Regions from separate parts of the Homo sapiens genome. Here regions 1 and 3 are each linked to region 2. A link is a loop called in an ENCODE intact Hi-C map of the cell type or tissue named here. Cell type or tissue: dorsolateral prefrontal cortex. All regions are shown on one strand. Links, peaks and the distances in the headings refer to the core of each region. The heading gives the core; the rest is flanking DNA. Region 1 has its middle 310 kb from the start of SYT4. Region 2 overlaps LINC00907 (long intergenic non-protein coding RNA 907). Region 3 has its middle 290 kb from the start of SYT4.

Evidence for each region. A loop is a pair of places that touch in the nucleus more often than their neighbours do. Peaks named below come from ENCODE experiments on the same cell type or tissue, not always from the same donor. Only the 100,000 strongest peaks of a DNase experiment are listed, where the experiment ranks them.
Region 1: it touches region 2 in a loop (4-fold over the local background); 12 of 110 quality-filtered maps call a loop at or near these places.
Region 3: a loop joins it to region 2, with 4 times the contacts of the local background. A loop is called at or near these places in 26 of 110 quality-filtered maps.

The regions. Positions count from the first base shown.
Region 1 is chr18:43,583,165-43,594,277 of GRCh38, reverse strand. No RefSeq gene overlaps it. Among named protein-coding and RNA genes, the nearest start is that of SYT4, 310 kb to the right of the region's middle. RefSeq lists an enhancer at 5,092-5,731. In dorsolateral prefrontal cortex, for the core only: CTCF peaks have their summits at 6,335 and 6,538 (motif pointing right); no DNase peak of the experiment used is centred there.
Region 2 is chr18:42,292,811-42,303,923 of GRCh38, reverse strand. The region is part of intron 3 of LINC00907 (long intergenic non-protein coding RNA 907); the gene reads right to left. Among named protein-coding and RNA genes, the nearest start is that of LINC00907, 110 kb to the right of the region's middle. In dorsolateral prefrontal cortex, for the core only: CTCF peaks have their summits at 4,797 and 4,997 (motif pointing left); DNase peaks (open chromatin) are centred at 4,513 and 4,963; H3K4me3 peaks cover 853 bases; H3K27ac peaks cover 887 bases.
Region 3 is chr18:43,559,306-43,570,418 of GRCh38, reverse strand. No RefSeq gene overlaps it. Among named protein-coding and RNA genes, the nearest start is that of SYT4, 290 kb to the right of the region's middle. In dorsolateral prefrontal cortex, for the core only: a CTCF peak has its summit at 6,411; a DNase peak (open chromatin) is centred at 6,450.

The DNA.
Region 1 (11,113 bases), core at 1,840-9,839, 1.3 Mb before region 2:
CATAGCACAGTAGAATAGTTCTTTCTAGAGCAGCAGCCAGGAGGTCATGTTCTTATGTAAGCTCTCCGGTCAGGTCCTCAGTGACTTTTAAAAAGGTCCTTGACATTAGGGGGCTGCTGTTTCTTTGTTGGTAGCACAGAAATGTTAATAGTGGTCATCCTCCTTCTACAGGATGCTTGCTGGTTAAATATGAAACTATTGAGAAAGTACTTTAAAAATTACAGAATGTTAGACAGATATTCTACATTTTCTTAATGTTAGAAGAGACCATAAGGCCAAAGAGTCTAATCTCCTTACTTAAAAGTTGTTAGACAAAGGTATGGCATTATTTGTATTGAAGGCAGATAAAAAATGACCCCTCTCCCATGATCTCCAACATTAATAGGTTTTTAAAAAAATTGTTCCGCTTATATATCTGAACAACTTGACAGAATTGAATTGGCATACACTTGGGAGAAAAGTAAGAGGAAGACATTTAATTCAAGCACCGAATAAGACCTGGAAATTCTTTAAATCAAAATTTAGCTATATGTTCTTAGGCAAGTAATTGCATTTGTGTATGTGTGTGTTTGGGGGGGTATGAATCTATATTATATATTGTTAGAAAATATTAGAGAATCTATTTTTAAAGAGCCCAAAAGATTATTAGATAGGTGACAATTATTGGTATTATTACAAATTGTAGTAATAGTGGCAACATTCTTGTCAGGTTAAATCCTAGTGGTGTTTAAGAGCTAAACTGTTACATTTTTACTTGCTCTAATTGTTAGAAAACCTTTTTTATATTCAGTTGAATTTTGCATTCCCTGATTTCTAACCAGAGGCCCTTGTTTTCTTCTTGTCATTTTCATTTTATTTTTCAAAAAATAAGTATCTGTTCTTTTGCAAATAATAGTTCTTTAGTTGTTTGACATCAACCCTCATGTTCCTTTTAATCCTATAATCTTCAGGTAAAGGGTATCAAGTTCATTGTATCAAACCACACATAAAATGAATGGCTATCTCTTCCCTGCACTAGTTGCAGTGTTGTGAATATACTGTAACTCCACAGTTTCTTTAATAAGTAGTATCTGGAACTTAGCATTAAAATTCAGCTGTGGATGGACTACTGCTGAACACTTCTGAGAAATCTTCCAGTCACTAGATCTTCTAATTAGCATTCCTTGTACTGTGTCATTTACAATAGTAGGAGCTCAATAGTTTTAGGTTTTAGTATGGCTTAAATTGACATTTTAGGCTTAAATTAACATTTTAAGTAGCTATTTTCTGTTGCCCACTACCCTTGTATATTCCAGTGAATTCAATCTAAAGTCAAAGATGTTTGCTAAAATCATACAGAAATTATGCCCCATGTATAAGCTATAGATAATGTTGGGTCTTATCAGTCACCTTTTGGTGGTTAATATAAAAATAAAGCCACTTGATAGGCATGACTAAAATTTCAATAATAACATATTATTATATATTAAGTCACTTAGAGGAATGCAAATATTTTCATGTGACAGGCCATGACACTATGTGACTTGCAGCACAGCTGTGAGAAATCAAGTGCTAATCTACATTACATGTGAGTATTTAATACATTTTTAATAGTATAAAAAGTAAAATGATGAGATGATGAGATGTTCACAGTGTGGATGAAAAAGAATGAGGGCAGACCCAAAGCCCAAGGAACACATCTTTCCCACCTTTTCCCACCCTTTCCTCAGCTTCTCAGAGATATCCTAGCTTCACTTCTTCGTATGTGAGGTTGTCAATCAAACTAGGTGTTTTTGGTGTTGAGATGCCACTCAAAATGGACACTGTGCAAGTGAAACTGTCATTCAACATTGCTGCCTGGCAAATGGAGCTGTCAGTCATCTTGAACAGTTTAGTCTGTTGAATTGTCAATAAGATTGTCTGGTATGTACTGATAGCTGCTTCATCAGATTCAAAAAGTCTTCATTAACTCCCTAGTCTGCAGTTTCCCAACCTCTTTTTCTTTTCAATGGAAAGATACGTTTTATTTTCCAAAAGCTGATGATAATCAACAACTAAAACAGAAGGTTATAGTGAAAAGCAAATATCTAGGCTACAAATTGCTAATAAAAATGGACAAGGAACGAGGTTGGCTGCTCACTCAACTTGTCATCATTAAAGGCCAAAAAGAATGGAGTATATATAGTGTATGATAAGCATTATGGATATTAATTTATTCAAGTATTAACTACATAAACCTCAATGACATATTTATTGGGAACCAGTTGATATTTATTTGAAATAAGACATTAGTGAGTTCAGAGCAAATTAAGACTTCAGGAGCTAACATTTTTCAACAGGCTCTGAGTAAAATGCTCTATCCTGCAGTGCCCCAATTTTGCCTCTTCCTCTATCATTCTTGACACAGTTTCACTTATATGATGAAATCATGTTTCCTTTTACCTGCTATGTGGCTACAGGTGATGCTTCCCTCTTAATTCTTAACTTACTGGCTTCACCTGGCCAAAGCTGCTTTAGTTTTAACTCTTTTCCTGTTTAGGAAAAGAAAGTGCATCTCGCTGCCAGTGCTCATTTAATTTTATATAAAAAGGCTTTTTGAGGCTGAAGCAAATCTGACTGATTTTCAATATGAAAATAAAATATAAAAACTGTTCTTGGAGTTGTTCTAAACAGAACTAACATCAGAATCATCTGAATCATCAGGATTGTCTATTTCGGAAAAAGCAGATTCATCAAAGGACTATTTGGCTAACTATTTGAGAACGATGTTAACATGACACGTAGGAATACTATGTTTTCTAGGATTTGACATTTTCAGTGATTGAGAATTACTACATTTTGTAAATGGAAATACCACTACTGAAAACAGAATGCTATAATTAGAATGCTGTCTTTTGTTTTTAAAGTCTATATACTAAAGTGATGCAAAAAATAATAATAAAAATAATAATAAATGATATTTGGTAGCAAAGTTATCTCAGGGTAAACGCTGCAGCTGCAAGCGCCACTAGCAAATAATCTTGGGGCAAACGGGAAAAAGGTTAAAAGATTATGGCAAATGTATTAGATTAGGAGATATCATTTGAATCTATGTCTATGAAATGTCCATTTAAAAATAGTTTAAGCTGACATTAAGTTAATGTATGACTTTCCAGCTACACCTACTAATGGAAAAACAAGATATTAACCTGTAGTTTTAGCAGTAACTAGACTGCATGGAAATTCCCAAGGAAATAAATTCCAGATCCATCTTGGCAGAAAATGCATCTGATTTTTTAGTACTGTGTTAGAAACAGTCACTCTGCTCAACACAGAGTACCTTTGGTAACAGTATTAAATAAAGGAATCTTAGCCAGATTAGGGTGCGCTATAGGAAGCTTCGTTTTAATGATAAGATAACTAGAGACAATATTTCTGGCACAAATAGGCCTAGTATTTGGAATGATAGAGCAACTTCCCTAGATTCTGCGAGCTCAGAGTGACTCAGCCTGGTTCTACACACCCTTCTGATGGCAAGGGCGGGGCACTTGGAGTAGCTGCTGCCATCGGGCTGGCTGCAGCAGGAAGGCACCTGCGGTGGTGGCAGGAGCCGCTGAGGGAGCAACAGTGGCGGCAATGGGATCCTGTGCCCTGCATTTCCAAGGCAGCCAACTGCACCACCCCCAACCTCTCATGGCAGGGCAGGACCAACTCCCAGGCCTGGAGCCTCCACTGGAGCTTCAACCTCGCTCCCTGTGCATCCTGGGAGCCCACGAGCACCCAGTGGAAGGTGCAGCCAGGACTGGCCCCAAGAGCATCAGGTTCATTTGTGCAAGGTTGGCTAGGGCCCTATGCCACCTGCACCTCACCCACTGCCGCTGCAGGGAAAACGCGGAGAGGAGGCGACAGTCCTCAGAGCCTGCCCCTGGGAGACCCCCCGAACCCACTGCCCTGGGAGCCACTGCAGTGGGGCCGAGCCACATGTCCCACCGGCAGGGGAGCAGCGTGGTCCGGCACGGAGGGGGCGGGCAAAGAGGGGCCCCAAGGAGGAGCTGGGCCAGGGGCAGTGCCACGCTCCACAGAGCAGGCAGGAGCAGGGAGCAGGCAGGAGCCCTGCATTCCCAGGTGCAACTACAGCTACCCAAGTCATGGCTGTGGACCCGGGCCTCCCTGTGCTCTTGAGGGCCTGGAGCAGGCATGAGACCTGCGTCCTGGCTGTAGACCCAGGCATCTTTGCACTCTTGGGGCCAGAAGGGACCCCCATTCCCCTGCAGGCCTGGAGGTGTCTGCTTCCGCTGCCTGGCCTCTCCCCATTCCTGGCACCCACTCTGATCTTGGAGCAAATCTGGGGCCAAGGCCAGAAGCTGTGGCAGCCAGGCCAGGTGTGCACATGCTCGGGCAGAGCTAACATGCCAGCCTCCTGCTGCTTCGGCCCCCTCCAGGCTTTGGGCACAGATGAGCATGGGAGGGAAGCTGATGGGGGAGCTGAGGGCAGCTCAGTGCTGGCCTGCAGGTGCCCCTTGTCGTGAACAGCCTGGGTGCCACGAATGGAGGCAGGAAGCAGACAGGCTCCTGGGTGAAAGAGGGCAGGTCCCAGGTGAAGCTCCACCTTCAAGCCGGGGAGGGCCTGAAGCCTGGGGGCTGGGCTGCTGGTCCCACATACCGGAGTGGGAACTTGTGGTGCTTTCTCTGGGCCCGCCGTGGCCGCCCATGGACCAATCAGCATGCACTTCCTCTCCTCTAGACCCATGAAAAGCCCTGGACTCAGCCAGACCAGAAGAGATGATGTGAAGACCCGCCTGCAGAGAGGAGCTACCCTCTCTGCTAAGAGCTGGACACTCATCAGGACACCCTGATTACAAAGAGGAGCTACCCACTGTGGCTCTCCTCTGAGCTGTTCTATCCCTCAATAAAGTTCCTCTTTGTTTTGCTCATCCTCCACTTGTCTGCCTACATCGTTCTTCCTGGATGCAAGACAAGACTTGGGACCAGCCAAATGGCGGGGCTAAAAGAGCAGTAACACCAATAGGGCTGACACACGCCCCTTGCTCACCACGTTACAGGCTAAGGAGAGAAGCACTACAGCCCTTTAACTCCCTAAGCCAGGGCTGTGACTCCCTTTTTGGAGCCCTGCAGTTCCTGGAGCCTCCAAGCTTCCAGGCACCCCTGTGTTCCCTGGTGCCAGCCATGGAAGCTGCTCTCGGTGAGCCTGGTCCAGCCACAGCCTCATAGGGAGCTGGGTCCTGTTCCAGCAGCTGGTGCTGCCCACCCTGTCAGCACTGGCGTGCCTGGCTGTGCGCAGTGGCTAGACCCCATGCTTGCTCACATTCCCCTGGTCACTCTGTGCCTGGCTTTTCCTTGGCAGGCATAGGATCCAGGCCAATAGCATGAGCCAAATGCAGCCTGCCAGGCTGAGTGGGCAGAAGGAGCCCAGAAGGTCAGAGTAAAATTCAGGCAAAGCTGCCACTGGTCACAGAGGTTTCCAGCTGGTGAAGCGACACACCAAGTATTCCATAACACTTCTGTGTTGTCCCACACTGAAACGGTAAACCGTTGCCCTGAATTTTTCACCCATAGCACAATTAAATTCAAGAATGCAGGTCTCCTATGGCATCAGTAAAATTAAGACCCTTACACAGAGCTATTCTAATTCTTTCCAGTAATTCCTCTACCTAGAAATAAATGCAACTCTGCCATTTAAGACCCAACTAGAAGCCTGATGTAGCTGCCTCACCTGATTATGAATACTGCTCACCATCTCTACTTCTGATGAACTACTTTTCCCAGAAAATCGCAACTCTCTGGATATTTGGTAATATACCAATTTTTGACATACTTGGATCCTGGCTAATGAACCCCTACCACTCCCCACAATCCAGTCTCTTTCTTCAGCCCCAGGTTTTCCTCTGCCTTGTTCCTTCTCAGTTGATGCCATTCCTCTTAGAAAATTTCCACTAGAGTACGGCAAACAACTTCTACACTACTTTGTTTTGATCAACTATATAAATAAAATCTTCATTTCAAATAACAAAAACCATAAGAAGTAACCCAAATTTATTCATAGATTTCATGGTATTCCCTTTCCTTTGTTTATGCTTCTTATTTATTTCTCCTAACTACATCTTGTCTTAATTTAACTAAGCTCCCTGAGAGGAAGGTGAAAATAATGTCAGAAAGCATTTTACAGGGAAGAAAGAAGCCTGTGTTCTACTCATAGATCCACCACTAACTTCTTGGCTGGATATCATAAGTTTGCATTAGATACTTTTCATTTCCCTTAACAGTTCTGGAATTTTCTGATTTTATATGAATGACTAGAGAAGACAGGAAATGAGGAAAGTGATTTTTTCCCCTAAGAAATGGGGAATTAGGAAGTATGAAAGGTATAACAAATCCCTGTCTAGCTGATGGTAGTACTGCTCAGTGGTGAGGTTCAGATGAATGACATCATGTCATCACATGCACTGTATGAATAGAATAAACCATGCATTACCTCAGTGTATTGGGATATGCCACTGATTTTGTTGAAGGTAGTTTTGTTTCTGGCTGTACTTTTCTTGATAGCCACCAGGTGGCATACGGATTTGATTTCCTGAAATGTAGACAGGCCTACATCTTGGAAAAAACATGCTGTAGCAGAGCTTTTCCAGGTTCACTCAAACAATAAAGCCTTATTTTAAGAATTACATAGAAAATTCTACTAGCTCAACTATCAGAGAAAATGGGCTAATCTCTGTGATATATTTATATATAAAAACCTGTCAAATATGAGTCATTAATATGCAAGAGCAGAAAAGACATTAGAGCATAGAGAATAAAAAATATAAAAATAAAATGTTAGTGGAAGAGAGACAGAAGGAAGATGACACAAACAGAAAAAGAGAAAAGGAATATAGAAAAAAGGAAGTTGAAGAAAGAATGGAGAAATGTAAGCAAAGAGAAATAAATGTAAGCAAAGAGAAATAATGAGAAAGGGAAATGGGGGAAAGAAAAAAACAACAGCATTGAGAATTCCACAGAGGAAGACTAAAGAGATAATAATCTTCCAGAGAAAAAGAAAGGGAGAGAGACTCAGTAAGTTTTGGGGTGACTTATAGAGATTAATTAATCTTATTCTTGCTATCACAGTATTTCTTTTGTTTTACAAATCTTTAAAAGTTTTGCATATAATTAGGTACATACTTAAACTGGCAAAATATTAGCTCCATCAAATGAGTAGATGGATCACTTGACTTATTTATAGCCCAAGTTGAGGCAAGAAAGAAGGATACATTCAGAGGCTTCTTTTTTTTTTTTTTTTTTGAGACGGAGTCTCGCTCTGTCGCCCAGGCCGGACTGCGGACTGCAGTGGCGCAGTCTCGGCTCACTGCAAGCTCCGCTTCCCGGGTTCACGCCATTCTCCTGCCTCAGCCTCCCCAGTAGCTGGGACTACAGGCGCCCGCCACCGCGCCCGGCTAATTTTTTTTTGTATTTTTAGTAGAGACGGGGTTTCACCTTGTTAGCCAGGATGGTCTCGATCTCCTGACCTCATGATCCACCCGCCTCGGCCTCCCAAAGTGCTGGGATTACAGGCGTGAGCCACCGCAGAGGCTTCTTGTATTGAGGCTCAAATGGCCTCTTTAGAAAAAATGACTTTAAATGATATAAACATTTTCACACCATGCCTCTAAAACATTGTTAGGCAAAAAGAATATGGCCTCCCACCACTAACCAACCTCCAGGTCTGACAATGACATCTCCATGACTCAGTCAAATGTAACACTTTATAAGAAATCAAAGTGGTGATGGAGCTCCCTGATTCATACAAGTTTGGTCAGAAATTGAAAAATCAGAGCTTTGGTTAGAAGAATGACTTCAAATAGCTCTCCAGCTAATTTCTCTCTATAGCCATGAGTAATAAAGCTAGAATCAGATATAATCTCTAAATCAGAAGAGCATAGTTCTATGTCATGAAATTCAGTAGAAATGGGCGCATCTTGGACTCTAGTGGAATTTGTTAAAAGGATTGGTCAGTAACAATAGAATGATCCATTAGTGTGAAACCTGAACTCGAAGTTAAAATAGATTTTTAGAATAAAGCAAAGTCAAATAAGTAGAAAAATTTTGACTGGAGGTTGTTATGCATTACATGCTTATATCCCCCAGAAGTTTAATATGTTGAAATCCTAATCCCCAATAGGATGATATTAGGAGGTTGGGCCTTTGAGAGACAATTAGGTCATGAGGGTGAAGTCTTCATGATGAGATTAGTGCCCTCCTTACAAGAGACAAGAGAGCTTGCTCTCCCTCTCTTTCCTCTTCACCATGTGAGGATACAAGAAAACATTAAGTAACCTTTCAACCAGAAAAAAGGTCTTCACCAGACAGTGGACCTGCCAGCACCTTAATCTTCTACTTTCCAGCCCCTAGAATTATGAAAAGTAAATGTTTGTTGTTTAAGTCAACTAATCTAAAGTAATTTGTTGCAGTAGCCTGAAAAAAAATGGCTTTAAGGCAGTAGAAAAGACAATCAACTCAAACCAGCTCAAGAAAAAAAAAATGAAAATATATTTATATATTAGTAGATACAACCAAAAAATTCAAGGATGAAATTGGCTTCAGTTCAGTTGAGTCTAGTTGTTCAAATGAGATTATAAGAGCTCTGCCTCTTTATCTCCCACTTCTAAATATTTCTGCTTGGTCCATTTGCTCCTGGATTCAGGGATAAAATTATGTCACCTGGGTTTCTTTCCCCGTCTCTCTCTCTTTCTCTCTCTCTCCACATAAGTTCTGCCTGACTTTATGCTAATTGTAGTCTCTGTTCACATGGCAGGAAACATGGCCATTCAGGATTAGATTCATGCTCTTTTAACATTGAACACTTCCTGTAAAAAAGTTTCTCCTCTTAACAGCTATTGCAGGACATATATATATGCTTGTCTATGTATCTACCCATTGGAAAAGGAAGGAGTGCTGTGTTGCAAAGACCATTGATGTCAATTATAGAAGGCCACACTAACTATTCTGCAAAGACAGCTGGGCTGTTGACCTCAGCAGTTTTGTACTCTAGCACACAGGGAAATCAGGACAACTCTGCTTACTGTGTAACTGTGTAATATGCCCTTTATCAGCATCTAGGAGGTCACCCTATCAATAAAAGCCTCCCTTCAAGTTAAGAAGTTTTTAACATTAGCTGATTCCACCATTAATTAAAGTGGTAAAAACAACTCCAAAACTCATTGTGTTGAAAAAATTTCAGCTTAGTGTACAGAAATCAACTTATATATTTTAAAATTTCTACAGAATGAAAATGAAGACAAATGAGGATATTCTAAATGATATCATTGAATTATAAAGTTCATTTTATATCTAATTTATTTTCAGTATGTGGTATATGGTATTAAGTCAAAAGCATTTGTTGATAAAAGAATGAATGTCATGGTCATGGACCTTAAAAGCAAAATCTGGAAGACATGGAAATTATCAACGATCACAAGCTAACTGAGTGGAGTTGTATTCTTTAATGAACCTTCAGGAGATATTCAGTAAAGAAGAACTTCTGGGAAATGCATTCCCTTAAATGAATGCTTATTATTTCAGTTTGGTCCCTTTGTTACTTTTTTAAAAAAATTATTGACCATTAACCTTTCAAAGATAGATTTCATCCTTCAACTCTTTTTTCAAAAGAGCATATTACACATATCTTCCTTTACTCTTGATGAGTCAGGTCCACAAGACTTAATAGCATTTATCATAATTTATTGTATCCAGGTATAATTTCAGGAGGTAGGTTATTATTATGACTATATTCTTACAATAGAAAACCATTAAAATTATATATATGTATATATATGCATAGAAAATCTTTCATATGTATATGCAGGAAATAGAAAGTATTTACTCTCTGAAAAACTGAAACAATTGGTAGTACCAATTAGGAGCAATCAAACAATACTCAAATATTTTACTGAACAACTTCTTTGTGCTTGTGCTTTCCAGAGACTCAGAAGAACAATGTAAATTATAAACCATGAAATGTTTTAGAAGAATAATGTAAATTATGGACCATGAAATGTTTTAGAAACATACTAGGAAGTTTCTGATCTATGTGGGGAATATACCTTAAATGTATTCAAGAAAATAGAGATGAAAGTAACAGCTAATGGATGCCATGAGCCCAAACAGGGATACAGCTATGAGAAAAGCCAAGTAATCGGGGAAGGTTTGGCAAAAATTGTGGTTTTAAAATTGAACCTAAATATAGTTAGGACAAAAATATTAAGTTCATATTTTTTCTGTGGTATGGTCTTTTTCATTTGACTATGCCTAACTCTGTCTTGGGATGGTTGGTCTTCTGGGGCTTGAGACTTTGAGGAATAAGACAAAGCAAAGTGAAGTTTCCGTACCGGAGATGACCAAGAGCACAAACAGCAGCAGAAGTATGTACTTTCATGAGGTCCAAGAGATAACGCTGGAAAACCTGAACTCTGTAAATTTCAAAAGGCAGCAGATCAAGAAAGAATAGGTAACTTAGGCAAAGATTTTGAAGAAAAATACATCAAAATCAATCAGAATTAAGGCACATTAAGAACAAGCCCCAAACATCCTGAGGAGTTGCTATGAAAAGAATCATATGCTAAATGCAGATGCACTGTTCATCTCCATTTAGCATATGGCGCACAGGCAGGTTAATGTGTTTTACAAAAGCAAAGGTGGTATGAGTAGATTTGGATAAAAGAATCACAGCCTTCTAGAATCAAAAAAAGTTTTAGAGGTGAATTACTCTAATTCTATTCATATAGCGAAATGAATCAAGTGTAATGTAAAGTTTTGGAGCACATATGAGCAAAATACAAGTCTTTATACATCTAGTTCTGCAGATACAGCCAACAGGATTCATCACTGTCATGGCTAATTTGTTTATATTATCACTTAGAGAGACCAATTAGAGGAAAATAATTTACTTGTGAGCAGTCAGTCACATTCATTTGTAAGTCCATAAATTAAGTGAAGTTGATTGGGTCGCAGAAGCAGCCACTTCAGTCACAAAATCCTAGGAATTCTTCTATGATTTGTCTATTACAAGCATTTTTGGCGGCCCCGAAAGGTGTAGTTTTAGTGTTTAGTAACTTTAGTGTATGTATTAAAGAGATTTTCCTTTTTCTACTTTCCTTTT
Region 2 (11,113 bases), core at 1,161-9,160:
GGCCACACAGCAGGTTTATGTCAGAATGAGAGCTGAGAGTAAATGGTATAGTGGAGGGAGCCCTGGGCTGGGATCAAGGGACCTGATTCTTTTCTAAGCTCTGTCAAGGTAGAAATATGTATAAATTTTGAGGAGTCCAGATTTCTAGATTGCAGCTTCCTCATGAGTGAAATAAAGGTTTTACATTTGATAACCCCCAAGGTTTCCTTCTGTTCTGTCATCTTAATTCACAGATCTGTCTAGTGTTACACCATGAGGTAGTTTAATTAAACCATGGTAGAGCTCAGTTGTGTAAAAGCAAATGCATTAAGATTAACTGAATTATTTAGGGACAAGTTTGTTTTTGGGAGAAAAAAAAAAAGACATGATGGGTGTCCTAAATGACAGGTTCTAGGGAACACAGGATAGCATTTTTGGTTAAAAAAAAAAAACAAAAACAACAACAAAACATTAAAACAGAGTTGGAGAAACAGGACAAACCCACTTATAAGCAAGACAACTACATAAGATAATGAAAAAACACCAAACTTACATTTTAGTACGTTAAAATCTGTAGCGCTTCAGAAACAGGAGACATCAATAGTTGTTTCTTTGATAGTCTGTGGCATTTCTTTCCTGCATCATGGTTTGAGTGAAAATACTTATGGACATTTCTCACCCCTCCTTCTTGCTCTGTGTGAGTCTCAGCAGGACAGTCTAGAGCTTTGAGTCCTATAAGTGGCTTCAAAGCCAGATTGGATCATTCAGTTGAAGCCCCTGGGCCCTTCCAAGATTCTACACACTCCCAAATTCTGCCCACCAGAGACACATATGTGTGCACACAGACACACAAATTCTTTTTTCTTATATTTAGAGGGAAATTCAAAGTGCAAGCACACAGGCAAAGTAAATGTTTGGGTGAGATATGAGGTTATTATCTGGGTAAGTGAAGTCAAGAAAGTTACTAAAAAAATTAGAGAAAACAATTATTTTTTAAGTTAGTCAATACTGACAAATTATCTCCCACATTTGAATTCCTTTTGATGACCGATATTAGGTCTTGAGTATATCATGCTTCATTCCTACAATGCTTTATACTTTTCAAAGTTTCTTTCCATCTGGGTCTTATTTAGTAAGCACAAAGTCCTGTATGGTTGGTAGGGTTAGGGTCACAATTCCCAGCTTATAGATGAACTTCCCAAAGACAAGAGTTGGATGGAGAGTTTGAATGTAATGTCCCTTCCGAAATTAATGTTGAAACTTAATCCCCACTGTGGTGGTATTAAGATGTAAGGTCCTTATAAAAGAGGCTTCAGAGAGAGTTTGCCCCTTGTTTCTCTTCTAGCTTCCTCTAAGAGAGGTCGCCACAGTGAGAAGTTACCATCGATGGAACAGTCCCTCACCAGACCCCAAGGCCGGCCCCTTGATCTTGGACTCCCCAGCCTCCGGACTGTGAAAGATAAATCCCTGTTCTTCATAAATTACCCATCTGTGATATTTTGTTATAGCAGCACAAACATTAGAGTGTGTTGTAAATTTTAAAGCTTCATATTTCCCTTCTGCTTCAATATCCACATAAACAGGCTTTGAGCACCCTGCCCCGGTGACCACATGCATCATGTGATAAGGTTAGACTCTGCCACCAGTCCCCCTTCTTGCCTTCCCTGCACTGAGTCCTAGTAACATTTGGAAACACAAATGAAATCCCCTTGCACGTTTTTACTTGTGTGTTCCAGCCTGATCTCCAATAAGGCATCTGCCCATGGGTTTTCTTATGTATGTACCTGTGTGTGTGTATTGTAGAGTTCATGTTTAGGGGGTGTGTGGGGAGTGAGACTGGTTGACGGAAGCAGAGAATTCATATAGAGCAACATGGGCAATTGATTGCTTCTAGGTCAATCATCAAATAAGGATTTGGAGTACCTTGGGATCGATCTAATTCTCTCATTAAGATTACTGAAATAACCAGCTCACTAAACAGTCAATATGGTTATTTCATCCATCTTAATGACCTAGTCAAATCAGCTCTGGGGAGATCGTCAACACCAACTCCAGAGGGAAAAACTCATGCAGATATAACAGCAGCTTTTGTTGAGTTCTCCTAATTTAAAAATGGAATAAGTCACAAAGAGATCCCTAGAGGAATGAGAATTGGGCATTTGCTGTTTATAAATCAGGATTCTAAGGGCCATATCTTAATGAAGCAAAAGAGAGCATTATAATTTTGAATAAATGAACTAAGGTAGGAATAAGAAAACTATACATAAAGGATCTTGGATCAGGGCAGTAATTCCATGTTGCAGAAGTATGAAAAGGTAACAGACAGTTACAAAGCAGAGCAGAAGAGCAAACTGATGGGGCAAAAGGACGGTCAAATATATGATATCTTGATCAATGATCAATAGTTCAGACTCTTAACGATGTAGCAAAATTTCAATAAATGTTGACTATGTTGACAATATTAATGATGGTGGTGGTGATTATTTTGATGACAACAGTAATGGGGTCTGACAAACAAAACAATAACAGTCAAGAAAGATTAATGGTAGAAATGATGAAAACAGAGGTCTGAGAAAGTTTCTATTAATGAGTATAAAACAGGAAGTAAAGGTAGCCACCCTGTGAAGCAGTCTTAATAGAGTGATGGCTATAAATATACAAAGGAAAAAGCAATGGTGGGGAAAGGACAAGTCCAGGGACACTCGCCTCAGTAAAGGAGCACAAAACGTGCAGTTTCTGTCATAGAAAGACAAAGTAGTCTACTTAGGAAAGGTCTAAAGAGAAGGAGAATGCCTTCCCAGATTTGAGCTCTTACAATGGGAAGAAGCAATATCAAATTCTTAGTATCAGCATAATAATCCAGAGCTATAGAAAGAACTTTTAAGGATGCAAACTCAGACCCCAATATTTGAACACTATAATACCAAATATAGATATTTGAATACATCAGGACATGAGACTGAATATTTTTTCAATTCCATTCCCATTTTTGGCACGTGCAACCCACAACCAGATATAGAAGCTTTTCTCAAATTATCCCAGTATGTTAAACCTAAATATATATTCTTAGAAGAACTGTGAAATGGATGTTTGGTGACTGAGGAGGGATGGGGAAGTCCCTCCTCTTCTTATCAGCACTAATCAAACCAAATCATCAGAACTACAGCATTAATACTTGTATTCATCAGGATAGGATAAGCTATAATACAAGAACAAACAGCCACAAAATTTCAGTCATTTAACATAAAAATTTTTGTTTTGTTTTGTTTCATTTACAAGATGTTAATGTAGCAACTCTGGGGTCCAAACTAGCAGAAGCTCCAGCATGCTGCATTTCTCTCTATTTAAAATCACACAACTTACCTAGATGAGAAAATGAAAGGTCATACACGAACAACTAAACGTTTAGCCCAGGAAATGACATATAACACCGGGTTTACATCCCATTCCCAGAAGTAATCCCCAGCCCCATTTATGCAAAAGGTACGGGGAAGTTTCATCCTTCCAAACACGACAGTAGGTTTCAAGCTTTAGCTTGCATCCAAATCACCTTGAGTGCTTGTTAAAACAGATTTTGGGGTCTCACCCTCAGAATTTCTGATTCTGATTAGGGCAACTAATAATTTGCTTTTCTGAAAAGCTTTTGGGCCAGACGTGGTGGCTTACACCTGTAATCCCAGCGCTTTGGGAGGCCGAGAGGGGCGGATCACTTGAGGTCAGGCGTTCCAGACCAGCCTGGCCAACATGGTGAAACCCTGTCTCTACTGAAAATACAAAAATTAGCCGGGTGTGGTGGCGGGCGCCTGAAATCCCAGCTACTTGGGAGGCTGAGGAAGGAGAGTCGCTTGAACCTGGGAGGCCGAGGTTACAGTGAGCCAAGATCACGCCACTGCATTCCATCCTGGGTGACAGATCGAGGCTCTGCATCAAAAATAATCATAATAATAAAGGTTTCAGGTGAGGCTGATGCTGCTGTCCTGAGACTTCCCTTTGAGATCCCCTGGTTAGAGCAACAGTTCTCAAGCCCACCTGAACATTTACATCAACTGGACAGCTTGTTTAAAAAAGGTGCACGCCAAGGTCCCACCCCTAAATATTCTGTCTTAATTGGTCATCTAAAAATTCTCCTGTATCACCAGAGTTGCTAGTTCAGAAGAATACAAATTTAACTATGGGTGTAAGATTTCTATCAAAGTGTTCACATTACAGATGAAAAAACAAGTCCAACATCACACAGTAGGCTAGTGACACTTCCAAATCAAGAAACTGAATATCCTGGATCCCAAGTGGTGCCATATCCCTTAATGGGTCAGCACACAGAGCAGGCAGTATTTTAAGACCAATTTACTCCACAAATTTCTTTCCCTCTGCTTAAAATGGTTCGGCCTCTTTCCAGAGGGATGCTGGCTCTCAGTGCAATAGCTGCTGGGCTCAGGGAGGAGAAAGTGGATCCATCTCCAATTCTCCCACGTGGCTGAGAAAGAGCCTAGAAGCAGCTCTCCTCCCTCCCATTCCTCAACTCTGAGCAGCCCTGCCCTGGCTCCCGACCCAGCCTCACCCAGATTTTGCCTCTGCCCCAGGATCTGCGAGCCAAGTGGTTGACCCGGGAAGACAAGCCCACTTACAAAGAAACGTAAAAGAAAATGAACAAAACTGCTGCCAATGTGCCCTTTGGTCCCACATTGACTAAATCCAGGCTGCTAGAAGGCAGCGCGAGAAGAATCTCATTTTAAAAAGCAACTGAGAGAGATAAAACGCAGCTACCCAACCATTTTGGATACTGGTCGTCCTCTGCTCCCATCCCCAACACAAAGGCACAGCGTTCATTCTCCCATCATGAAATTTTACTGAATTCATCAACTCTAAGTAAAAATAAATAAATAAGAGCTGATCTGCCATCCTTTACAGATTTTGAACCGATTTAACAGCCATCTGATAAACACGCCCTGCATAACTAACGGCCTCTGGCCTGGCATCTTCCTGTAAAACTAAGAAACATCGCCATCTGCTGGCCAGGGAGCCCTGGTGCATGGAAATTTCCAATTCCATTGCCTTCAAGCAGCAGTGTCTGCACAGCAATAGGTCCATTAATTCTGCCAAAGGGTTGAAATTCATTGCAAATCATTTAATTTCTTTCACCAAGACAAACTACAAACTACATCATGAAATTTTGTTTAACTTTCTTGTGTTTTATGTATGTGCATGAGCTGGTTAGGGTGGGGAGGCTTTTTGCATGGTTACCTTCCTACTCTTTTTGTTGCCCCTATTTTCTCGAAATTCTCAATGTTGTGAATTTTATAAGTCCATTTAACTAACATTAAGTGAGCTTATTCTACGTGCTAAGTTGTCATACCCAAAGAATCAAACGACAGAGACTGAGGAGGGAGGAATTGGGGAATTGGGCGGAAGTCTCATTCTCACATTCCATATTAACTGGAAACCTGAGGCTCTGTAGTTTTGACTCTCGTACTTTTTTTTTTTTTTTGAGATGTAGTCTTCCTTTGTTGCATAGTGTTGTCTCAAACTCCAGCCTCAAGCCATCCTCCCACCTCAGCATCAAGCAGCTAAACTGCAGGCACATGCCACCGTGGTGGGTTTGACACTCACACATCTTAACAGTGAAACTGTGTTGGACAGAGGTTTTCAGCCCAACCGGGTTATTTAGACTTAAGAATGCCAAAGAAACACACTTTTATGGCCTCTTCCACACTAAATCCTTCTTAGAAAATGGGAAAGAGAGACTCTTGTGACCTAAAAGATGGGGGGTTTGATTGATGATCTGGGTGTTGATTTCTCCTCCTGCCCTTTCCTCTTCCAGTCCTCAGGTGACACCCACCCAAGCCCATCTCCACATTCTTCATCTACTTGCACAATCTTGACTGACATCTCTGATAGCCCAAAGCAAATTGAATAGTGAAGTTTATCTTGCTTTAATGCTTATGCTAGTGGAACTTATTTAAATGTATTTAACATGTACAGAAAAATTAACAGGAAAATAAATCGAGGAAGAAGTGTCAACAAAGAGTGCAAGGTACAGAAACAGGTGCTATTTTTGTATTTGGTGATGAGACCTGGGGGTAAGTGATGGTTGTTGAGCTGATGATGATCGTATTTTCTTTAATACCACGGACCACCTCTTCATCCAGCCTCACTAGCTGTGAAGCAGCTCTGAGGACCATTCTTACAGTTCTTTCCACATCTCTGTCTCCACTCCCCAGACCTTCCTAGTTGAATAGGCCTATAGGACAAGGACCCGCCCCCCTGCCCCCCATCTGTTATGACTGGGAGTGGAGAAATGGGCAATGAAAGAGAATGTGTAGGTGTAATGCCAGGAACTAGAATGATTTCCTGCCAGTGATGAGCTGTCTTGGAGGCAGCTCTGTCTGCTTTGCCATTCAGCACTGACCCACCATAAAGACAAAAGAGGAGGGCTCACTTGGGACATGGAGGTGAAAGTCCAAGCCTGCCCTGGCTCTTATCTATATGTAGGGTTAGCTATTCTACTCTCCAAGAAGAGTCATGTGGAAAAACAATGTTTAAATTCCTAAATGATTGAAGCAAGAAGAAAACACAAAGATGATTGTAAAGTGGACCAAACTGAGATCTCTGGAAGAAAAGTAATTTGCCCAGGGTCTCATAGCACACAAGTGGCACAGGGGAGTCTCTGGTCTCTTAGACAACATTTCTCACAATAAACTGTTCCTTTGTCACAAAATAGAGAGGTGCTTCTAGCCATTGGAAAGTTTTTGACACTGGGATCACCAATCTTGAGAAGTCCTGGACTCTTTTCTATCGCCATATCTTAGTCAATCTCATAATCCCAGGACATCCTTTATCTGAATATCTCTGTACATCAGAGTAAAGCAATTAATATCACATAAAATTTTAGAGATCCAGATTACATATGTATTCTTCAACATTGAGGACAGGAGCAACTGTAACAATGATCACCAAGAAGAAAGTTCAGGGAAATCAGCTACATTCTATAACAAAATGCTGTGTGGTTGAGTGGTTACTGTCCTAGGTTCTGAAAGGAAGATGCTGGAGTTGGAATCCTGGATCTGGCCCTTAAGAGCTGGGAAAATTGCTCAACCTCTTGTAGCATTATAATAAGGATAAAATAAGTTGAATCAAATAATGAAGGCATTTTGAACAATATGTGTGGCACATGGTAAGCAGTCCATCAGTGTTAGCTTTTGTTTTTATTGCTATTATCACTCAGTGAGTGACCAGCTGCCAACCCTGACTTTGAAGGAAAATCATTCTTACTCATCATTCAACATTCATTATACACCAGTCTTCTCTCTACTCTTTTCCAGGATAAAAGAAGAAAAAGTTAAAAAGGGAGAAAATGCCAGAAACTTCCTGAATCTTTTACAAAAAGTTCTAAGGTAAGGGGAAAGCATCCAGGATATGCTTTGCAAATTAACCTAATAGCAAGTATCTCTGCAAAACTTTTGTTGCTTTTTTTTTTTTTCCAAATGACTGTGGTTGTTTTGGCAATAGCTAGAAACATGAGTCAATAACCTCCTATGTGGCTCTCAAGAAATGATATTTAAATCAGAACCACAGCTGCGCAGGAAGGGCACATGAAGTCAAATTGCTTTAATGTTAATGAATACACAGTGTCATATGTGGTGATTCAATATAGCAAAAAAGTCTGAAAGTGAGTTTTAGTACTGGACTCATTGTGAATTTGCTATAAGATAGCCACTTGAACTCTCTGGGCCTCAGTTTCCTCTTTTGTAGAGTGAAACATGGCACTAAATCATATCCAAAGTCTCTTGGAGTTTTAACTTCTAGTGTTACCCTTCCCAGAAGTATTTTTATCTATATAAAAGTACTACAGGGGTGGGCACGGTAGCTCATCCCTGTAATCCCAGCACTTTGGGAGGCCAAGATGGGCAGATCACCTGAGGTCAGGAGTTTGAGACCAGCCTGGCCAACATGGCAAAACTCTGTCTCTACTAAAAACAACAAAATCAGCTGGATGTGGTGGCACATGCCTGTAATCCCAGCTACTCAGGAGGCAAAGGCAGGAGAATCACTTGAACCTGGGAGGTGGAGGCGGTTTCAGTGAACCAAGGTCATGCCACCACACTCCACCCTAGGCAACAGAGTGAGATTCCATCTCAAAAAAAAAAAAAAAAAAAAAAAAAGGTATTGCACGGCAAAGCTTACAACAAGGAAAGGAATTATTTGTGGTAAATCTTCAGGCCTCAGTGAAATAGATGATTGGAGGTTGGGGGTTAGCCCCCTTCCCACTACATTTTTGCTAGTGAGTGATCACTCCGTGTGGCCACTCCCTTATGGATCTCCCTTATGGATCTTCCTGGCTGCTTAAGGCTTGATGAATGGAGCACTGCTCTTTCTGGAACAACAGACTCCTGTACCTGGTCACCAAATCTCTCACACCCCCACACACCTCATTTGTTTCCATAGTTTCAATTTCTTCCCTTCCTCAGCTGAGCCTGTGGAGCCTTCCCTCTATATAATCTTCCAGTAATATCCATGTGATATTTTGGTAGCTGGAGTTCCTTGAGGAAAATTTTAACATGAATCATAGTATCATAGACCTAATTTCTCTGGACCCTATTTCTGTATTTGAGGTCTACACACCAAAAATTCACCATACAATTGTTGCTTTTGATGCAAAAGGGTAGACATCATTTTAGTTTGGCACTGCAACTAGATAAAATATTTTTTAACAGTGACAACTGGTTTCAACATGATTTGAAACCACTAGAATTTTTTCTGACTAAATCAATGAGGTGTTCAGTGAGTGGTATTTGCATGTTTCAAGAACAATTCTACTGTGGGTCAAACTAATCTATCTAAAACTTTCTATATGGACAGTTTAGTTTAATAAACCAACCTTGATTTCTATGGTTCTGCCAAACTTAACTGGGAGGATAAAGTGATGATCAACTTGTTTGAAAAAATACACCAGCTCAAATGACCTGCAAAAAGTCCAGCCAATGTAAGTGCCTTCACTCCTTGAAAGTCTGCTCATGTATCTTTGTCATTGCTGCGCATTTTAATCGTCTAATTCCACAAGAGGCTATTTGAGTCCATCCCAAATTCTGCTCTCACTGAATGATGGGGAATATGTGTATGGAAGCTGTTTTGTATGCTTTTTTATTTGAAGCATTTCTTCCCTTCACTTTAAAAGAAGTTAATGTACATCTTTCCACCTTTTGGTATTAAGGAGCACAAGACTTCACAGTTTTATGAGCTCCAGCTGGAGTTGTAGAAGCTGTCCACTGCAACATCAGTATGATTTGTGTAGCATTAATAGCCCTTTTGTTCCATGAACTTCAATTCCCTTCAAAATAGAAGAGTATTGAACTCACCATTTCATAAGGAGAATGAAGGAAAATGTACAACTGGATGTGAGCTTATGTGCTATGGTTATTGATACTGACTTCAAGATCACACTTCCTTCTGGTCCTTGGGCCCTGTGGAGCTCAGGGCATTCATTTGGGGAAGTCAGATATGTTGCAGGTCAGACTGGAAATAACTAAATCACAGTGCTGCTCTTAACAGTGGGATTTTGTGGGCTGCTGCTATGCCAAGGAATCTTCTCCTTTATCCAGCAAGAAATAAAGTATTATGGACATGATATTAAAGTCTCATGTGTGAACAAGTTTTGTAGCACAAAGGGGCTTTCAACTCAAACATATCTTATTTAACAAAATACAATACAATATCTAGTCTGGGTCAATATTTTTAAAGAAATTTTATTTTGTATAGCTGCCTCTCAAAACAATGATAGCAGAACAGGAGTAAAATGTATGGGAAAAAAATAGTTGCCTTGTTCCAAAGAATGCTGCTGGAGGAACTTTTCAAACAAACTCAGCCTCCTCAAGTTACTGTCAAAGGAGAACCAAAAAAAAAAAAAAAAATGATTTCCAGGACGTAGAATTTAAAGTAAGGTGAACAATCACCAGATGCTCAATAAGGTGAACTGAGCTTTAAAATGTATGATCACACACAAAAAAAATCATGTCTTAATTGATGCCAAGCCTTCCTCCCACAAGCTGACCCTCACGCTGCTGGCAGGTTTGTTTTTCATTATACCATGTGTATTAGCCACTCTTTTGCTACCCAATTGCCAAACTCCTCTACCTGGCATTCAAGAGCCTCCTAATTGGGCCCCAATGAATTATCAACCCTCTATCAAGCACAAGGCTTATCACCCCCTACTCCTGTCATTTTGATCTACCCGCCTGGCATGGTATCAGTTGGTCACTTAAGCAACCAAAGGTATTTTTTATTGGGCACTAACTAAACTATGTAATCTGATAGATTCCTTATTGGTGAATACAAAGAAATAAGCTATTATTGTTATTATAAAGGTACTTCTAAAAGGCAAAGTAAAACTCTGGGATAGAGTGATGCATGTCAACTAGTATTTAACAAACAGTGAGTGGGGAATTCTAATCAAAACTAGAGTCCTAAAAAAAATAGATATATGAGTTTAAGGAGTTTAGTTTGGGTCAAATTATTAAAGCCTCTTGAATGAATTCTATTTATCTTCCAATGCCCAATTCAAATGCAAACTCCTTTATAGTCACTTCAGAAGGCTACTTTTTCCATAAAGAATTATCTAACACTCAACCAAAAGTGATTTTCTTTCTTTTCTAATCTCTTAAGAATTAAGGCACACTACACATGTATCAGTAAATGTTCATGCTCCCTTATATTTTGCCTCAAATGTATCTTATTTTTCCAGATAGCTTTTTATTAGTTTTATTGAGGTAAAATTTACATACCATAAATTTGCCCATTTTAATTTTTAGTAGAGTTGTGCAACTTTTATATAACATAATTCAAAATTTTCATCACTTCAAAACAGAAACTATGCTCATGTGCACTCACTCCCCTTCATACTCCTATCTGTAAGCAACTCTATGTTTGCTTTCTATCTCTATAAATTTGCCTTCCCTGGTAATTTTATATGAATGAAATCATACAATATGCGGTATTTTGTGTTTGGTTTATTTCACTTGCCACAGTGTTTTTGAGGTTCATCCACCTTGTAGCATGCATTGGTACCCTTTTTGATTGCTGAGTAATATTCCTTTTTATGGATATACCTTATTTTGTTTATGCATTCACCAATAGATAAACG
Region 3 (11,113 bases), core at 1,435-9,434, 1.3 Mb before region 2:
GTTAAAAGAAATTCAAAAGTTTCCACCAGAAGTCACCACAAATCTAGGCCAAGTTGGTATCCTCAGTTTGCTTCCATTATTCTCCCAAGTCTAATTCTGACACCCTTCTAGACCATCTCCCTCTTTTCTCCGAATTTCAATGCCAACTTTCCTCACACTACCAACTTCTCACCAAAAATTGTTTTAAAGTTTTCCTTTCCTAATTTCTATGATAGCCCCAAGCATCCATTACTGCTGTCTGTCTCATGGCATTGGTCTGATTATCTACTTAAAGACATTGAGAATAAGGCTTAAAATAACATAATTTCCCACAAGACATTTTCATTTTGTTAATACAGGGGAAATGTCAGTTATTGGAATGTGTGAGGAAAATAAATTTAACACAGGACAATACCTTGGGCTGCTGTCTATTTATTGGGTTGTTGCAAAAGTAATTGTGGTTTTTGCCATTTTTAAAAATAATAGTTTTCTAGAATTTTAAACATGAAATCAATGCAGAAATCCCAAGTAAAAATCTGCTCCTATCACTGGAAGTTAAAGAAGCCCTCCACTGATACCTTGTAGCATATATAATTTAAAAAGACACATCATTTTAAATACGTTCAATCATTTGATTTTCATGAAAACCAGTTATAATAGATCGTGTACTACTGGCATCGTTAAATGAGCTACCATCAATTGCTCTTTACTTCTCAATGTTAAACATGCAAATGCTTTCTAAACTCAAAATTTTACAAACTTTTTTAACTCTCCTTTTATTAATGCAATCATAATTATTAATTTTGAAGAGTTTTCATAAGTTTGATTCTACAATGAATATTTAAAGATAAGAGCTTTAGATAAACTCATTTTCCCTTCATTCAGAATAGTAAGTCTATAGAAAATGTTAGTTTGGCTTCAGAAATGGACTAGATTAAAATTTACTTGGAAGCTTCTACATCTTGCTGAATAAAAGCAAAAAAACAGCAATCAAGGCTAATGGAAAAACAAATGCAAGATGCACTTCTATGTTTAAAGGCTCTTTTCATACTCGTAGACTTCAGCTCCACAGAGAAAGTACCTTGCTTGTTGTTAATTTTTAGTAGATGTTGATCATGTATTAGCATTATAACTACCAAATGCTGAAGCTGAAAGCACCTTAGTCACAATTGAGACTAGCCCCTAGTTTTCAGATAATGAGAGCCAGGGGTCTAAGATCCACACAATTAACAGGTTTGCTGCAGGCACAAATAAAGCCACAGAGACCTGGAATTGTGTCTTGGTTTCCTAATTCATATTCCAAGACCATTCGAAGACTGGACCCCACAATACATTTTCATCTATTTGGGAGTTAATGTTGATGTCCCGCTGAACCCTACCTTCCCTATCATGTCTATTAGAGAAACTCACTCTTTTCTTTCCAACTCTCCTCCATTCAGTGAATTCTGGATGCCACTATCATGCTTGCATCTTTGTCCTGATTCATATTTCTGACTCTAGTCACATATCCTATTCTGCCCACTGCCAGCTAGATAAATACTACTAAGATGCAAATCTGATCGTGTCATTCACCTCATTAAACTCTCCAAACAGTGATAAGCAATGCTTATTTACCACTTATTAAGTGGAGTCTTTAGACATTGAATCTTCACAATTGAGATGAGGAAACTGGCACCAAAAGACTAAAAAGCTTGTCCTGGGTCCTAGCTAGTAAGTGGCAAAGGAAGATTCACACTTCAGACTTCAAGCTCTTATCATGCTATGCTATGCTGCTTCTAGGACTCAACAGTGCTCTTAGGACAAATTCTGAACCCCTTCCACACCACAAAATGTTGTTGGATATAGAGAATGCTAACAAGGAGTTGCTTACACCTTTGCCATTACTCTGGTTACGTGAGTATACTTAAGCCAGACTAAACTTATGATTCTCAATATCCATATACTGTTTCTCTCCCCTGAAAAAGATGGGATTGAGAATGCCAGTGGCTAATTAATGGAAAGACATGATATTCTTCTACTTTCATGTTATTCAAAATAAACATAATATTAAATCATTAAGTAAGTGTAAGAAAACAGAATAAAGTAATTTTTCCTATGGTAGACAGTCAGATATTTTGAATATCAAATTCTTTATACGTGTTTCTGATTGTTTTTAGATCTCTGCTTTTCTAAAGCAGAGAAACAACCTGATACAATTTGGCTGTGTCCCCACCCGTCATCTTGAATTGTAACTCCCACATGCCCATATATTGTGGGAGGAACCCTGTGGGAGGTGATTGAATTATGGAAGCCGGCCTTTCCTGCACTGCTCTTGTGACAGTGAATGAATCTCATGAGATCTGATGGTTAAAAAAAAAAAAACTGAGTTGCCCTACACAAGCTCTCTCTTTGCCTGCCACCATCCATGTAAAACGTGACTTGCTCCTCTTTGCCTTCTGCCATGATTGTTAGGCTTCCCCAGCCATGTGGAACTGTAAGTCCAATTAAACGTCTTTCTTTTGTAAATTGCCCAGTCTGTGGTATGTCTTTATCAGCAGTGAGAAAACAGATTAATATACAACCTGTACATAACAACCTGTACTTTACTTGCCTATTGGGTAAACTGGCATGCATTCCTGGGATCCCATTTTTTATGCATCCTTTTTGCCTGATTAACTTATTTCCAGATTATAGAAAGACTACCTAATCTTATAATGGTCTTCCCTGAGACTAGGTCAGCTCCCCAGATTTTGTCTTACCCCAAACCTCTGCACATCTCTTGTGTAGCCCTTTATCACACTGCCCATCTATTAGTCTATCTCTCAAACAGCATAGTTATATACACTTACGACCTAACAGATTTCAAACAACCAATTGTTATTAATAAAATAAGTAAGAGTTGAGCTCTATCCTTGTGCTGTGTTATAAATGCAACAAGATAAGAATTCAGAAACTTGAGTTCTAATTTTGGGTCTATGAGAAAATGTTTTATAATCCTTGATCTTGCCTCTTAATTTCCTAATCAATAAAGCATAATAAAATTTAAATGTGTTTACCTACATCATAGAGACTTCACGAGCATCTATGGAGAAAATGTGAATTAAAACAATTTAAAAGGAAGATCATTGTTGGAGAAAAGCTTGTGTTATTTTCATGACTGTAAAAGGTACCAATATCTCTAAACATCATTTGTTACTAAACAGAACATTATGAACAATATAAAGGATTTCACCTTACAGCTCAGGTTTTGGGCCATTAAAGTGAGAATTATAAACCTGAGCCTTAGACATATGAAGCAGAGGGTGTAAAATATGACCAGACTACCACCCAATATGCCTGAATAAAGTCAATGGAGGATTCAGAGGATCTGGCTACTAACTTGATTTAGCAGATCGAGCTAGCATTGGATAAATAAACATGAGAAGAAACATGATTGATTTACATAATGAGCTGAATTCTATTTTGCCTTTTCCCTACTGGAATCAGTTGATAAATTGTTCCAGCTGAAGGGACCTGGAAAAATTGTCTTCTGCTGTGGGGTGGAGGTGGGGGCACCTAAATAAGTATGATGTAAACACCTTGCCTGCATATCCACAAATCTTTTGGATGACAGTGCCCAAAATACATGTATGACCAATTTTGTATGTATAGACACTGTTTACTTCCAAAATTCAGAGCACTGTTTCCTACTGGAAAAATGCTGCACTAACATATAAGTGACTTGATGCCTTGATTTATTCCTTAACTAGTCTTTTAGCCTGAGACGTTACTTTATTTACTTAATCTATGTCAGGTTCTTTATCGATGAAAATGAGTAGAAAATATCATTTGCATCTACCAGGTAGCATTATTATATAGATTAAACTCCAAAAGAGATGGGGAGAATGTTCTGTTTGAAGCATTCGGGGTTCTGCAAGGGATAGAGAACTTGGCCTCCATGCCACAATAAGACCATCAATGCACACACTGGATAATAAAATTAGTCTAACAATTGGAGTGCTGGGATTATTAAGTAAAATAAGGGTTACTTGGACCCAAGGCCTGTGATACACCAGCAATTAATCTGATAACCCAGATAGCTATTAAGTGACTAACAGGTGGGTGATGCAGATGCATAAACATGCCGGACAAAGGGATAATAAATGGACACAGTGGGATGGTTGAGATTTCATCAGGATACTCAGAATGGCATACAATTTAAAACTTACAAGTTGTTTATTTCTGGGATTTTCCATTTAATATTTTCAAACCATGGTTGACCTCAGGTAACTGAAACCATGAAGGGAAAGCTGCAGATAAGAGGGGAGCATTGGGCAGTGCAAGGACACCTTTTCTATCCACTCAGATAACCCCACTGTTAAAATTCTTTTCTACTTCATTTGCTCTATAGCCTCCTTATATCTCTCTCCACACACAAACACATATGTATGTCATCATCAATCTTTTGTTTTCAACTGTTTAAAAGCAAGCTGCAGATAGGATATCTCCAACACCCCTAAATGCTTCAGTGCTTATTTCAACCAAATAATGTCTCCTATCTAACTACTATAAACACTTCCAAATCAGAAAATCAATGCTGATATGACACTTTCTTTCTGGTCCAGAATGTCATCTAGGAATACCCATTAACTTAATTGCTGTGTCAATTCAGTCTTCTCCAAACTACATGTTTATTAGTCTTTCTCTGTATTTAATATCCTGGATAGATTTAAAATCTATACATCTTATATTTTGTAGGATGATCCCTAATTGCATCTGTCCAGTGTCACCTCATAATCAGACGCATAACACTTTAAATGATTTTAAAAAATAATTTTGAGGTCTTCTTTATAGCATCATATCAGGGACAGACAATATCTGTCCATCCCACCACTAATGATGTTAACCATAAATGCCTGGTCCCATAATGTCTGCCTCACTGTAAATTCACAATATTTTTGGTAATCAATAAATATTTTTCCAGAGTATGCCAATGCCCTGTTCTTCATTAAACCTTTGCTTATTAGCTTTAGCCTCAATTATTGACTATTACATGAAACAACTAGCAACATGATGAGTGCTAAACTCTGATGTTCAATTTCTTTTTCCCCCTACATTTATTATGGGCATTCTACCACAAGGAAGAGCTTTCCACTCTCACCATCAACTATACATTTATTCATACATTCATTTATATCAGTGTGAACTCATGGATTTCTATTTTACTCAGTGTGGTGCAATCCATCACTATCATTATTTACTTTGATGTTCTAATTGTACCATGTTTGTCCAGAAGGAGTCCCTTCAAGCTGGCTCTTGTGGCCTCTTGACATGTTGCCAATGTTCTTTTAGGATTTACCACAATATGTTGTAGGCCCATCTTATTTTTTTCTTAGAGCCCTTGAATGTAGCATTTCAAAAATATTTATTTAAAGACCCCTGGTGATATTTAGATATCAACATCTGGGTGCTGGGTATGTTCATTTCTAGTGAGATGCCTTCACTTTCATTATTTCTAGGTTTTCTGGAAGATCAAGGAATGTAATATATGAACATATATGTATGCATACATATAAGTATGTATATTCAGAAATTTTCACGTACATAAGTGTGTGTATATATATATACACACACACACATATATACATGCATATATATGTATATGTCTCATATAGGTTAATAACCATAACTCTAATTATATTCTGACAAATCAATGGACATATTTCTTTCTACCCTTTCAGTATTTTGAATTACTTTCTCCAGTTAGAAACTTGGCTTTCACTATCCATAGTGTATTTTTTATACACTTATTTGTTCAATATTATCAGTCTTACAACTGTGCTCCCTTTTCATCTGCTACCTCTGCACCCATCCCCTTTAGCATCTTGTAACCTAAACTGCCAAAGTGCTTTGTGTAGCTTCCTCTACCCTCAAATGCTGTATCCTTGGGTGCTAGTGAGCACACAGCCAGAATGCTTCCATGTGGCATCTCCTAACCTACCCACATCCTTGGCCACTGGTAAGCACATTGTCACTGTGTCTTGGAATATCTCCTCTGTTCACCTCTTATTACTGATCTCCAAGCCCTCAGGCACCTCTCAAACACTCTTCAGTGTGAAGAAAGGAAAAGGAACCTGGGAAGAACAGGGACAATGGAAATAGAGGATTATTCTTGGTTTTTACATGCCCTTCCATTATATCAGACTGTCAGCTGTGACTTTTCCTGTTGTCAATATGCCTATCTCTACCGTATCATCCCCCAACTTCCACACATCTGATATTTCCATCAAATCAGTATAATAAAGATACTTAACCTGTCTGTGCATTTGCTTCCAAATCTGTATTATGGCATAATAATGATGCAGAGTTCATATGGTTGTTGTGGGGGTTATATGTGCTTAAAATAATGACAAAGAGTGAGTGCTGAATAGACACTAACAATTGTTTAATTCCTATTTGGGCCATGTGATGGCACTAGAAGCCCTGTTTTCAGTATTTGGTGGCTGGCAGCAGACATTTCCTGGCAGTCTGTTGGCTCGTGGAAGATTTGACCAGAGAAGAAGATTAGTGTTTCTGAAAACTTTGTTCCTAAAGAAACCGGCTATAGGTCAGGGACACTTTCATTGTGACCAAACAAGATCAGCGCATGAGGTCATGTGAATCACAAATGCTATTCTTCACAAAAGTAAAGTGTGAAAAGTTTCCATGGGCTAAAATGACTGGAAAAAAAGGAACATAATACTTTAAACTCACACCTTTCTTGACCTTTTACTTCCTTTTGCAGCTCAACAAATGTCGTTAATGCTATTTGAGGCTCTTTGTTCTGTGTTACCCATCTTGAATTGTGTTTCATGGACAGGTCTTCTTGAATAAGTTCTCTTTGGCGTGCTGTAATTTTTCTCTCTCCATTTCCTAGAAATGAATGGGAAGCCTATATATACAGACTGACTTAGGAGAATATACTAACTCCTAATCCTTCTGCCATTCTCTGAGTCTGGTGCTATTCGTAGCAAGTGCCACACTATTGCTTCAATGGTGTCAAGCTATCAGTGGAAATGGGAAACAATCTGATCCAGGTGTGAATATGCAGAGCAGAAAATGATGCTAAATTGTGACAGTAGTAACCCAGTTCATCCTAAGGAGCAGATGGAATTGATTATTTACCACCCTTTCAAGAACTTGGTGCTTGATTTACCATTGTTCTAGTGACTATTGTTCACCCTACAGATAACCAGAGAAAAGATTCCTTATAGAACCTACACCGCTTTATTAGTATGTCCCTGGTTGTCACCCTATTGTAACAGGATCATTCTTTCTTCTGAGATAGATGACAGAGCACGAACATCCTCAAATAACATTGACTAACTCCCCCCAGAGTCCTTGACCAGGCCATTTATCTACTGAAATACATTTTTAACACTTTCAAAACAAAGAAATCCAGCATATGGCAGTTAATTTGGATCTTAACAACTCTGTACTTTGAAAAGACAAATGATCAGCAAGCTGTTTCAAACCTTAACCTATAATTTGAGAGGAATAATTTATTATCCAAACAAAACGCCTTTAATTAATCAAAACTTAACATTAAATTCAGAATTAAGTTATGCCACCAAGCCATCTGTTTCCAAGTACACAGAGGCATTCTCTCCTACTGACAAAATACTTTGTCCTATGTAAGTTTGGAAACAGGTGTTTTTTAAAACTTAATTAAGCTCAGACATTGTGTTATTCATTAAACATATCTTAATGACTTTTAATCAAGAGTTGGCTGGCATAAAAAGCTATTTAACATTTTTGTGAAAGAGAAAGGCAACGGATAATTAAGAATATAGCAAAAAAAGAAGTGATCAACTTGTCAGGCACAGAATGACAAAGAAGTGAAAGTTTGTCTTATTGGTAATAATGACAAAATTCACCTGATCTGCCATGAAATCATGATCCAACCTTCCATTATTTAACTTCTAGACTTTTTAAGCTAATTGGAGCTCAGTTATCCAGTAATTTTGAACACACAGAATGCAAATAAGCCTGGGAAAGAAGAAAAGTCTGAATCATTTATGAGTGAACAAAAAGTAGACATCCTAAAGCATGCATCAATAAGCATGCCTCATTGAATAGTTCAAAATTTACTAATGATACTACAAAAATATACCTGCCAATAGGGAAGAAGAGAGAAAATGTTAAATACACAGTCAAACAGAATTTAAAAAATTTGTATATGGCTCTTTCCCTTAGGGAGGTATAGCTTATATATTTCAGGAGCTTCTGAAAGCATTGCTATATTACAAGTGAAGATAAATAATGATTCAGGGATAATGTTACATTATGCCTACTGCCTACAATGCAAGAAGGTAAATAATTATGTGTTGCATCTAATTTTATATAAACTTAAATTTAAAATAATTTAGGTGCATCCCAAATACCTGTTTAGTAGGACAATTTGTTCCCCTAGTATGTTAGGTTTGGAAAATTTTCCTTTACTTTTATGGTCCAAGTTAATTTGGTCCAAGAACTTTAAAAGACACTAATGGTAGACTATGGATACAATTCGATAGACTAGATTCATAATATATTCCATGTCAGCCAATTGGAAGATAATTTTAGGTGAAGGGAAGAGAGGTGAAGGGATCTCTGAGTTTTCTAGAGATCTCTTCCATAAGTTGTGAAGCATGATTTAGTATTCACGTCAAAATATAAATAAATGCCAAGGAGCTATGTTTTAAAGTGTTTTTCAAACACTTTTCATTACAACTTCCAAGTTTCCTGAATGTAGGTATTCTAAAGCCATTCAATATCCTTTCCTATCTTTTCTTTTTCTCTTTCTTCTCCTTTCTTCCTTGCTTCCCTCCATCTTACCCACTTTTCCACCTTTATTCCTTTATTTGGTTCTAATACATTATGCTGATTTAAAACAAATCTTTACGATGTTTCCATTTCCAGTTGAGATAGACCAAACTTTATGAAAAACTAAAACAGTGAGATGAAATTTTAAGACATATATTTCAAACCACTGGAGAGCTACAAATGCAGCAAACAAGAAAGAAAATTCTGGAGAGATAGAAAAAAAACATATATAGAGAGGTCTACATTTATATAAAACTATTAAGTGAAAATAAACTGCTATATTATTCCAGTCACTGCTATACTGGTGTATCGGTCACTTGCATTTCAAGTTAACTCTAATGAGTAAAGCTATTCCATGCTAGAATAGAGTCCAACCTAGCTTTGATGATTTAAATTTCACTGATTTGTATGCTGCCATAGAGCACTTGAACTTCAGAACCTTTGAGAAAGGGATTGAAGAGAAATATATGATCAGAAAAATGCAAAGAGCAACCCTATGAAATTATTCAGTGTTCGATTTTCTTCATCCTTCTGTGCTAGAAATTTAATTGGCTGTTGGGGAAGCTTCATGCCCATTTTCATGCTCTCAGATAACATAGAATAATTATTGAGGACTCTATTAATAACTCTGCCAAAGGAGACAATATTGAATTTATATTTCAGGAACTGGCCTATAAGTGTTCGCTCAGCTCCTCACTAACTGTGTAACATTGTCAAGTACTCTACCCTCTATGAGCCTCAATATTTTCATCAATTTGATGAATCACGTAATGAGTATAATAATTACTACCAGAGGGCGGGGTCAAAATGGCAGGGCCAAGATGGCAGACTAGAAGCAGCTCATCTGTGCAGCTCTCTTGGAGAGGAAACAAAAGGGCTGGCCAGGCCAGGCATGGTGGCTAATGCCTGGGAAGCCAAGGTGGATGGATCACTTGGTCTCTAGTTCAAGACCAGCCTGGCCAACATGGTGAAACCCTGTCTCTACTAAAAATACAAAAATACAAAAATTGCCCAGCATAGTTGGAGGCACCTGTAATCCCAGCTATTCAAGAGCCTGAGGCAGGCAAATGGCTTGCACCTGGGAGGCAGAGGCTGTAGTGAGCTGAGATTATGCCACTACACTCCAGCCTGGGTGCCAGAGTGAGACCCTGTCTCAAAAAAAAAAAAAAAAAAGGTGTGGGGGGGTGGGCCTGGTGAACACTAACCCTGCAGGCCAATCATCTCAGAAACCACACTGGGATCCATCTAGGCAGCAGGGGAACACAGAGAATAGAGAGGAGCAAAGCTGGGCGCCAGCCTATCTGGGTTCAGTGTGGAGGCAGGGGAACCTTTCCCACACAGAAAAGGGTGAGTGAGTGAGAGCCCTCAGAGCAATTCATGCTTACCACAGGGACCTGTGCAAAACTGGAAACAGGAGAATCCCACTGGCCACCCCACAACTCCATACCATGCTTCTAGAATGAGACAGAGAGCCACCTGGACATTTTGTTGGGGCAACTATTGAGTCCAAGGAGACCACTATGAACCTTGAGAAACAGAGGGGAACAGCACTGGTGCCATAGCCCCAGTAGAAGCTGCAGTTGTAGTGCCTGGGAGCAGTGAGATTGCTCTACCTCAGCTTACCAGACAGCACTTAGTGCATACTTCTAGCCCAGCCATCTTGCTTCTATCTGAACTCAACCAGCGACTCCACCAATCCTCGCCACTGGCAGCCAAGCAGGCAACACTTGCTAGAGCTTCGAGTCCAGCAGTCCTGTTTTGTATAAACTCGGTTGGAGGGCACAGCCTCTTGTTGTCTTCAAAAACACCCAGATGGCAGAGCACATGACCCTACCCACCTCCACCACTGGTAGCCAGGCAGGCAATGTTTGTTAAAGCTGTTGGCCCAGTGGCCCCACTTCTGTGTGAACTCGGCTGGAGGCTGCAGCTTCTTGTTGTCCCAGGAAACACCCAGATGGCAGGGCACATGACCCCACCTGCCCCTACCACTGGTAGCCAGGAAGGCAGCACCTGCTAGAGCTTCTGGCCCAGTGGCCCTGCTTCTGTGTGAACTCAGCTAGTGGGTGCAGTCTCCTCTTATCCCCAGGAAACACCCAGATGGCAGGGTAGGTGACCCAAGGCATCCCCACAACTGACACCCTGGCAGGCAATGCTTGCTAGAGTTTCCAGCTCATTGGTTCTGCTTCTGTGAGAACTCAACTGGAGGGCACAGCTTCCTATAGTCCCAGAAAACACCTGGATGGCACAGCACATAATTCCACCCATTCCTGCCACTGGTAGTAAGGCAGAAAATGCCAATTAGAACCTCTGGTCCAGGGTCCTGCTTTTGTGG